2 separate regions of the Homo sapiens genome follow, and region 1 is linked to region 2. The links are chromatin contacts, found by Hi-C or POLR2A ChIA-PET in ENCODE. All regions are on one chromosome and are shown on one strand. Each heading gives the region's core, a stretch centred on a gene start or an enhancer-like site at or near the end of the contact. The rest is flanking DNA. Distances are from core to core; before and after follow the strand shown.

The links. A loop is a pair of places that touch in the nucleus more often than their neighbours do. ChIA-PET counts read pairs that join two places held with the same protein, here RNA polymerase II (POLR2A). Pooled maps may share reads with other maps.
Region 1: a loop to region 2 is called in a map of DLD1, with 6 times the contacts of the local background. The contact joins the enhancer-like site here to the promoter of GALNT18-AS1 in region 2. A Hi-C loop is called at or near these places in 15 of 168 maps with a recorded cell type or tissue (DLD1, astrocyte of the cerebellum, cardiac septum and 6 more) and 7 of 50 pooled maps. POLR2A ChIA-PET finds 5 or more read pairs at or near these places in 3 of 52 experiments (Panc1, SK-N-SH and WTC11).

The regions. Positions count from the first base shown.
Region 1 is chr11:11,518,469-11,522,765 of GRCh38, reverse strand. The region is part of intron 1 of GALNT18 (polypeptide N-acetylgalactosaminyltransferase 18); the gene reads left to right. Among named protein-coding and RNA genes, the nearest start is that of GALNT18-AS1, 49 kb to the left of the region's middle. Within about 2 kb of position 1,270, at least 2 of the 41 ENCODE cell types and tissues checked have a DNase peak (open chromatin) inside an H3K27ac peak, as active enhancers do.
Region 2 is chr11:11,567,951-11,571,806 of GRCh38, reverse strand. It overlaps GALNT18-AS1 (GALNT18 antisense RNA 1), which reads right to left and starts at 1,842. Exons shown (of 2, transcript XR_007062595.1): 1 at 1,610-1,842. All of the region lies in intron 1 of GALNT18 (polypeptide N-acetylgalactosaminyltransferase 18), which reads left to right. RefSeq lists enhancers at 1,004-1,503, 3,756-3,805.

The sequences.
Region 1 (4,297 bases), core at 21-2,520, 48 kb after region 2:
GTGGAGAAGGAGCCGCCACACTGAGACTGTTAGACATCTTGAGTTCTGTGGATACAGTGGACTGTCTGTTTTGTTTTTGTGTTTCAACATCCAGAAAAAAATCCAGTCACAGTAGCTTGTGTCAGGATTCTAGCAGGCTTTGAGCTCTTCTGCAGTGGTCCCAAGGAGCGTGGCATGTGGCATGGACCAGTCAGAGGTCTTCCCTCTGCTTGTTGAGCTGAGTGGTGGTGGGACAGCTGACGCAGGGCTGCGTGTTTCTGTGGGCATGATTCTTCATCTCTTGTCTGTGCTATGTGGCAGGGCTTTGGGTCAGAAACAACTACAAAAAATCAAGGGACACTCTCATCCCCTCCTTCCCTCTGATGGGAGGACCCTGAAGCCTGGCCCCATTCCCGTTCTTAGCCTTAAGTCCTGTCGGCCACTGGAAGTTGTGTGGAAAGAGGGATGGGATGCAGGGAAGCTTAAGAGCTTCCAGTTTGGGCAGCCGTCTCTCAGAGATGGGGCATAGAGTTTGTAGGGCAGGGACCGATGTGTGTTTGACCTGATGGTTATTCCCCAGAATGAGGAGAGGTCATGTGGAGGTAGGAGGAGAGTAGCACCTCAGGGGGAGGATTCTTGGGATAGAAGAGGCCTGGGGCCTCCTAGGGCCTTCCTTCCTTCCTTCCTTCCTAGGGTGGGTAGAAGTCATCCCGCCCCAGTGTGGCTGACATGGCTCTAGGGTCTTCTCCATTTGTAAGTCACTTGCTGTGTCTGATATTTGATTCTTCCCTTTTCTTGGGCCTCAGGAAAGTGTTCTTGACAGTGGCCTCTCTGGGGTCAGCTGGTCTCTGTGCTTCCTTTATGGGGTTAAAGCGAGAAAGTCCCTGTAGGGCCAACATTACTGCAGGAACAGGTGCAGCCACCCATTTGGCTCTGGCTGCCCTGGGACTCTATGGTGAAGTGCGTGTTGGCTTCCTTTCCTGGCCAAAGGTGTGTGGGCTGGGTTTCTGAGTGGGCTCGCCTGAGTCACCTCCGTTCCCTTCACATAAGCTTCATCGGAAGTGACTGTCATTGTACTGTAAATTATGTTTAGGAAGAAGGTGGCTTTGAGCAATTTTTGTTCTCCCGCCACTGTAATCTTCTCTGCCATTTTCTGATAGTGAATAAGAGGACTGAACGGTTCAGGAATGAAGTTGGAGCTCAGGAAAGTGGCTGCCTGGCCTCGAGTTTCTTCCGTGGTGTAATCAGAACTCTCTCTGACCTCCTGAGCATCTGTTTGGCTCTTCACAAGGCCTGCAGCGTCCCGAGAACTGGAGAGCAAGTCACTATGAAGGGACTTAGAGAGTCACTGACTTGGATTAAAGGATGAGGGATGAGGAGTGAGTCTAGCTGGTGGCCAGAGAGTGGGCTGAGCATTCTAGCAGGTGGGGCTTACACCGTAAGTCACCAGAGCTCCCGACAGACTTTCCAAGGTTTTACCTTTCTTGTAATTTAAAAATGTTTGCTAGTTTGTACCCCTGTTTGTATCCAGATAGTGGTGATCTTTAAGATCCTTAGAGAACTTCTAGCTCGCTAGTGAGGTGGAGGTGTCAACTAATTCAGGGCTCATTATGGGGCACAAAAGAGAGCCAGGAGGTGGTGGGCCTTGGGTGGAAAGGAAGAGGATACGAGATTCCTAAAGCTTTCCTCCCTGAGGAATTGCCAGCCCGTGGCTGCTGTCAGCCCCAGTGAGAGATGTGTGCTGGAGGATACAGCCAGGTAGCCAGGAACAAGGGCACGGGGAGCCTTCCTAGACAGCAGTGGAAGGCCAGCCAGGGGCTCTAAGGCTCCCTACGGTGGACCCTGCGATGTGCTTCCCGATCCCTGCCAGGAATGCAGGACTAGTTTCCCCACATGCTGGTGTAGGGCCTGCAGAAGCCTCAGCTGCCTATGGGGTGCTCCTGCTGAGGGGACTGCCTTGCCTGGCCCACGCCCCTCCCCGGACTGATCCACAGGAAATGCCTGACCAGGAAGGGGTTCCTTCACTCCAGCCTGTGACAGCTGTGCAGGCCACCCCATCTTTAACCCTCCCATCGTGGTCAGCACTGTGCTGCAGCCTGGCTCTCCCTCTGCCCCATCTAGCTTTCTCCTGCTCCCAGAGGTGTGGGTCCCCAGAGCTCTCCCTACTCAGCGTCCTGCTGCCCTTCTCTACCTCAGAGGCTGCCTCACAGGAAGCCAGCCCACAACATCCCCTTGCACGCCACACAGGCCCTAGGTCATCTCTGGGACTGTTCAGGTCTGCTCGGTGAGTGGCATGGAACATCTTTTCAGAGATGTCTGACATGCTGGGGCAGGGGAATGGGAAGCAGGCTGCTTCCCAGGGGCTGTGTCTGTGGCTGACGGGTGCAGTGGGCATGCTCACACTAGCTCAGCAGGCCAGAGAACACACCCAGGCGCCTCGCTGCTTGCGCTTGAATCTTGCTCTACCATTTGCTCCCTGGGTGATCTGGCAGGTTATTTAAGCCCTCTGTGCCTCAGTTTTCCCATCTTTAAAATGGAGAAAATAATTGGACCTCCCTCATGGTGTTCTTTTGAGGATTAAATGGGGGAAATCTCTGTAAAGCCTTCAGAACAGTGCCTGCAGGGCATGCAGTAAGCGCTACAAGCTTGTTGGTTAAAAACATCGCCCAAGGGCACTGGCCAGGGACTCTCTCCAGGGGCCTACCCACAGGGGAGGAAGGCGGTTGTGCTCCTGCTCCCCAGTGCCAGCTGTTTGCACCCTGGCTGCCTCTAGCTCTTGGACCCCTCCTTTGGTGACCTCTTCCGGGTCTTTGGCTGGCAGACCTGATCCAGTGTCGCTCCTTGGACATAAAAACCCACCTCTGTCAGGCACTGGGAACAGTCACTGGCTGCTTACACTGTGGTCATGGCCCATCGTTACCCACAGACTTTATATACCTGCTAGGAGCAAGAGTAGGAGAGGGTGGGTTCCCAGAGCAGGCCTCCAGGTTTTCCTGCTTGCAGTCTCATGGATGGGCTCCAGTCCCTCCTTCCCCTGGTTGCTCCTGCAGTCAGGGCGAGATGGGGCTGAGACAGGGGAATGGGAGAGTGCCTGGAAGGTGGTGGCAGCAGTGGGACCACGAGAGCTCTCCGAGGGGAGATAAGGCAGTTGATGGGGGAGTGAAAGAAAGATGCAAATCAGGCTTTCCCTGGCTGGCCCATATGGAGAATGGGTTCCTGGCCTAGGAGGATTCCCTTTGCCCTCCACATCCATTCCTCACCTTTCCCAACACTGCTTTTGGTCCCAGAAGGCTGATCTCTACGGACTGCATCAAACAGGCTTCCATGCCTCTGGCTCACAGGTGGGCGTGGCCGTGGAGGCATCTGGCAGTGGCTGTGCTCTTCCGTGAACAATGCTCCCAGCCACAGCTCTTGCTGGGCTCCTGGAAGGACTCTCTCCCTTGACCCCTTCAGGCCTAATGTGGTAATGGCTCCCCCCTTTTGCTAGCCAAGGGTGCCTCTACCTCTGTTGACTTTCCTTAATACTGTCTGCCTTTGTAAATAGTTTTTAAATTAAACTCAGTTGGAAATTTCATGCTGGGGCCCTGACAGATCCACACCCCTCTGGGCTGATGCATCCCCTGGGCTTATGGCCTGGCGAGCAGGGTGTGGGCTAGATTGCAGCCTCCCTCATCCCCAGGTGCCCAGATGCAGGGCACAGTCTATCGATTGCACCTAGTACTGCTGGGTGGACTGGGTGCTCTTTCTTCTTTATGTGTGGCATCTCCATTGCCGGAGAAGATCTGGGTTTGGTTCCATCAAGGAGGCTGGCATGATCTTTTAGCTGCCACAGCATCATCCTTAGAGTGGAAAGGGGACAGAAGAAGCCTGGCAGTGCTGGCATAGCCACAGCCAGGAGAGGAGGTACCAGGATGTTCTGAGGACCATGGCCCTGGGGCCTCTTCCTATTTTTTCTGTTGTGTACTTAGAGAAGCTGGTGGGTCCAGTGCTCCCTCCCCATCTTCTATGACTAACACTTTGCTCCTGGATAATTGATCTACTGGTTCTGACTTACTTCTCAACTAGAATCCTTTCTTAATGAAAAGCCAGAGACCACAGGGGCCCCAAATCTGTCTTTTTCTATGTCCGTGTGTTTTCAAGAATTTGCATCTTTGTGTCTTTCTAACTTTTGGGAAGACCAAGAGCAACCCTCACTGTTTTGGTTTAGATGCCAGGATCTGGCATGCCCTGCACTCCACCCTCAGATTTTTTAGTAGAAAACCAACCCTGGTAACCACGACACCTAAAGGTACATCATCTCTACTAGGAAGGATTCAGA
Region 2 (3,856 bases), core at 593-3,092:
AGGGTCACTTTAACACACACCAATTTTTTTTTCCAGGTCATTGGATATCTTTCTAGATAAAATAACCTCATTACGTGTTATGGGATTTGTGGAGAAAGTCTATTTAAATAGGATTGAAACATCCTTTGTCAAAATATTCTTGTCAATTAGCCTGGACATGGCTAATTGACAAGAGGTGGCCAAAGCCAGCTCAGCCCATTGCAAGGGCTCCTGGACATGCGGTTGATCTGCACAGTGGGCCTCACTGCCCAGGAAGAGGCATGTCCCACCAGAAAGCTGGTGTTCACTGGGAACTCTGACTTTGATCTGACCTAGTCATTAGAGGACTAGAGCCTTGGGGGGCTTCTGGAAGCACAGGCACCCGGACTCAGAGAGCAGAGCTAATTTTGAAGAGTTAGATTTATCACCAAATAACCTCATTTCCCAGCCTGCTGAGACACCTATTGCAGACTCATTGGTTTTCTGTTTCCACCACACAAAGTCAGGGGTTGATTCTCCAAAGACATGCCCTTGGGACCTTTTCCTTTTGTGTCTGAAGGTAGCTATACACACAGCCCAAGGGTCAGGCTGCCTGGATTGAAATCCTGGTCCTGACACTGACTAGCCAGGAGCTGTTGGATAAACTGCTAAGTTAATCTTAAGCCTTGATTTTTTTCATCTGTAAAATGGAAAGAATAAGACTGACCTCATTAGGTTGCTGTGAGGGTTAAATGAAGGCAAGAAAGGAAGCAGGCAACAAATTAGGAGGTTCTTAGGGTGGCCCATGGTGACTCAGTTTAGCATGTTGAATCACACACAGTGTGCTCAACCCAGGAAAACTTGGGGCCCATGAAAAACACTCAGTGGATGTTAACTGTTACTAATACCTCATGTCTTTAATATAGCATGGGTTTAACTGGTTGGTAAGAGGGAAGATGTGGGGATAATTTGGAGAGTAACTCTTTACAGGCAAGTAAATTACCTGTTCATTCCATTGTTCAACAGTGTGCTGAGCCCTGAATGTGCCAGGGACTCTGCTCGTGCTGGGGATGCAATGGAGACCTGAGATCATTGCCTTTTCACAACACTTGGGCTGAAGCCTGATATTAAATGGGTCAGTACACATTGCAAGAAGTGCAGTCAAGGCAAAAAATGGAGCGTGTGAGAGAAACAAGGTGTAAGTAGGGAAATAAATCCTTCCTGAGCTGGGGTGGCCAGGGGGAGCTTTGAGACTGTGATCTGAAAGGAAGAAGAGCTGGTTTGGTGAATTGTGGAAAAAAGCTTTCTAGGCAGAGGGCAGGGTCCCCCAGGAGGAAAAGAAAGTATGTTATGGTGTGTTCAAGAAACCTAGGGAGGCCAGTTAAGGGCAGGGCAGGGGCCGGACGGCCGGATGAGGCTTGGGTCGTGCGCAGAGGCTAGATCATGTGAGGGCTGGTGGGCTAGCTGTAAGGAGAGGGAAGCAGATATGCACAGTGCAAGCCCAGCCAGGGCGTCTAAGAAGGGAGGAGACACAGGTCTGCAGTGCTATCAGGTTGTTCTGGCCACGGCATGGAGAACAGAGCGGGTGGAGGGCAAGAAAGGAAGCAGGCGACAAATTGGGAGGCTCTTGGGGTGGCCCATGGTGACTCACTTTAGCACGTTGAATCCCACACGGTGTGCTCAGCCCAGTGCTAAGCTCTCCAGGGCAAACCATGGTTCCTGAGATGGAGTTCTCTTTTCCAGCCAGTCCGGGGCTCCGCCTTCTGGACACTCCCAGCCTGGCTGAGCTCCCTCACGTCTCTGCTTGCAGAGGAAACAGGCTCTTTCTGTGTGTTTTCCCAGCCAGGAAAAGTCCAAGCCACACTCCCTCACTTCCTGAGTGGCCTGCTCTGCTTCTGTCCCTCTTTATAAATGTCCCCGAACCAAAGTTCTTCTCTTTCCTGAGCTTTTCCTGTCTCCATGGACTGGCCTCTCTCTCTGTTTCAGTTCCCTTTCTCCTATGGCTACCCCAAAGACCTCATGCCCTGTTTTGTGATCTCCATGTCTCATCTCTTCACTGCTTGCCTACTTACCAGCAACTTGGACGTAGGTCATAGTCAACCCTAGTCCTGCTCTGGGGTCCCATGGTTAGTGCTGGGTGGAAGAATGGATGGATTCCTGTCACATTGGGTATTGTTCAGCCATTTCAGGAAGGACAGTTTGCCCAGGCAGATGGGACATAGCCCTTGGTTTAGTGAACTTGGCCTTGTTCTCCTATGATAGAATATGGGTCCACTCAAACGAGGCTTTGGGAAACCAAAAGCTCCCAGCCCCTTGGGCAGAGGTTCCATGGTCTGCAAGCCCTCTGAGATCAGAATTTCTTAGAATTCCCAGAGGATGTGATAAACATGAGATGGTTTCCAGGACATGTTGGCTGTATTTAGTGATCTAAAAGTGTGAATCTCACTCCAAAGAACCTTTTTCCAGCTTGGGGTATTGGGGTGGGGGCAAGTGGTGGTCTTACCCAGATACTCAAGGCAGAAGATAAACCACAAGTAGAAAGCTAAAACATTGAGCTCACTTCCTTGATGGTGTCTCTGAACTGCTTTTTTTTTTTTTTTTCCCTTCAGCCTTCCAAAATCTAATAATCACCTTGGAGAAATAGAGGAAGCTGTTTTATAACTCTTGGTTGAGTTGTTGTGAATCTACCTTGTTACATTCTTGCTTGTCAGTCATTCACTACTGGGTGCCCTCTGGGTGTTAGTAAATCCTTGACTACAATGGCAAGGAAGTGGGTGGCCACAGAATATACAAGAAGTCAGGCATCAGGGAGGATCAGCATGTGTCAGATCTGGAAAGGCCCTCAGAGATCACCTGATCAGTGATTTTGAAATGCATTTAGCTATGGGATTCTTGGCTAAGCAACATCTTACCTAGAAACCGAATTTGTACAGTAGATCAAAACAGAGCCCATCTGGCAGAAGCAGGGGATGAGGTTATATTGGCCACAGGCTTCTTCTCATCTCAGCTATCGGCTAAGACATCTCCAAGGAAACCAATGCTGGGTTTGAAAACCACTGATCAGTTTAGACAGAGGGAATGACTTGTACTAGGTCACCCAGGCCCTTAGAGACTCCGTGGTTTTAAGGGGGTCACATGGCCCAGTGACTTAGCCTGAATCCAAATCCAGAACTCCAGACTCCTAGTCCAGTGCCCTCTCCTGTACATCTTGCTCTCTATCTTAGACAGTGAGTCTCCATTGGCTCTTGGTGTGGAGCCTCCCCAGGAGAGGAAAAGGGGGTGATTTTTACTCTGAGATCTCCAGTGGCGTTGCTGAAACATTAAACCTACCTTTTTCCCCCCTTAACCAGAGTCACTGGCAGGATGAGTCATGAACTAAGGGTGTTGCCGGGAAGATTCACTTCTTAAGGAGCCTAGGGTATAAATGGATGGAAAATGAGTTATGGTGAAATTGGAACTAGGCCTGGGCTTTGTTAGGTGGGTGATAGGAGCCACAGGACATAGGTGCAAAGAGCTGGCCAACTCCCCAGAGCTACCTGCTACTCCTGTATTGAAGGGTAATTAGTCAGTTGTCGCGAAGTCTGGCTGCATAACAAACAACCTCAACTCTCAGTGGCTTACAAAGCAACAGTTTCTTTCTTCCTTATGTCACCTGGGCTGTGCGTTGGCTGTGGTTCTGCTCCACATACTTTCTCGTTTTGTGATCTGCCTGTTTTATTGTGGTTGAGAACAGCAAGAGGCTGAGCCAAATTGTATAGTCACATTTACAACTTCTGTTCAGACCTGGCATCCTTCATGTCTGCTCACACTCTGTTGGCCAAAATCAGTCACGTGGCAATGCCTGGCAGTGGGGCCAGGCCTTTGTGAGTCACAAGGCAAGGGAGATGGGTTATATAGT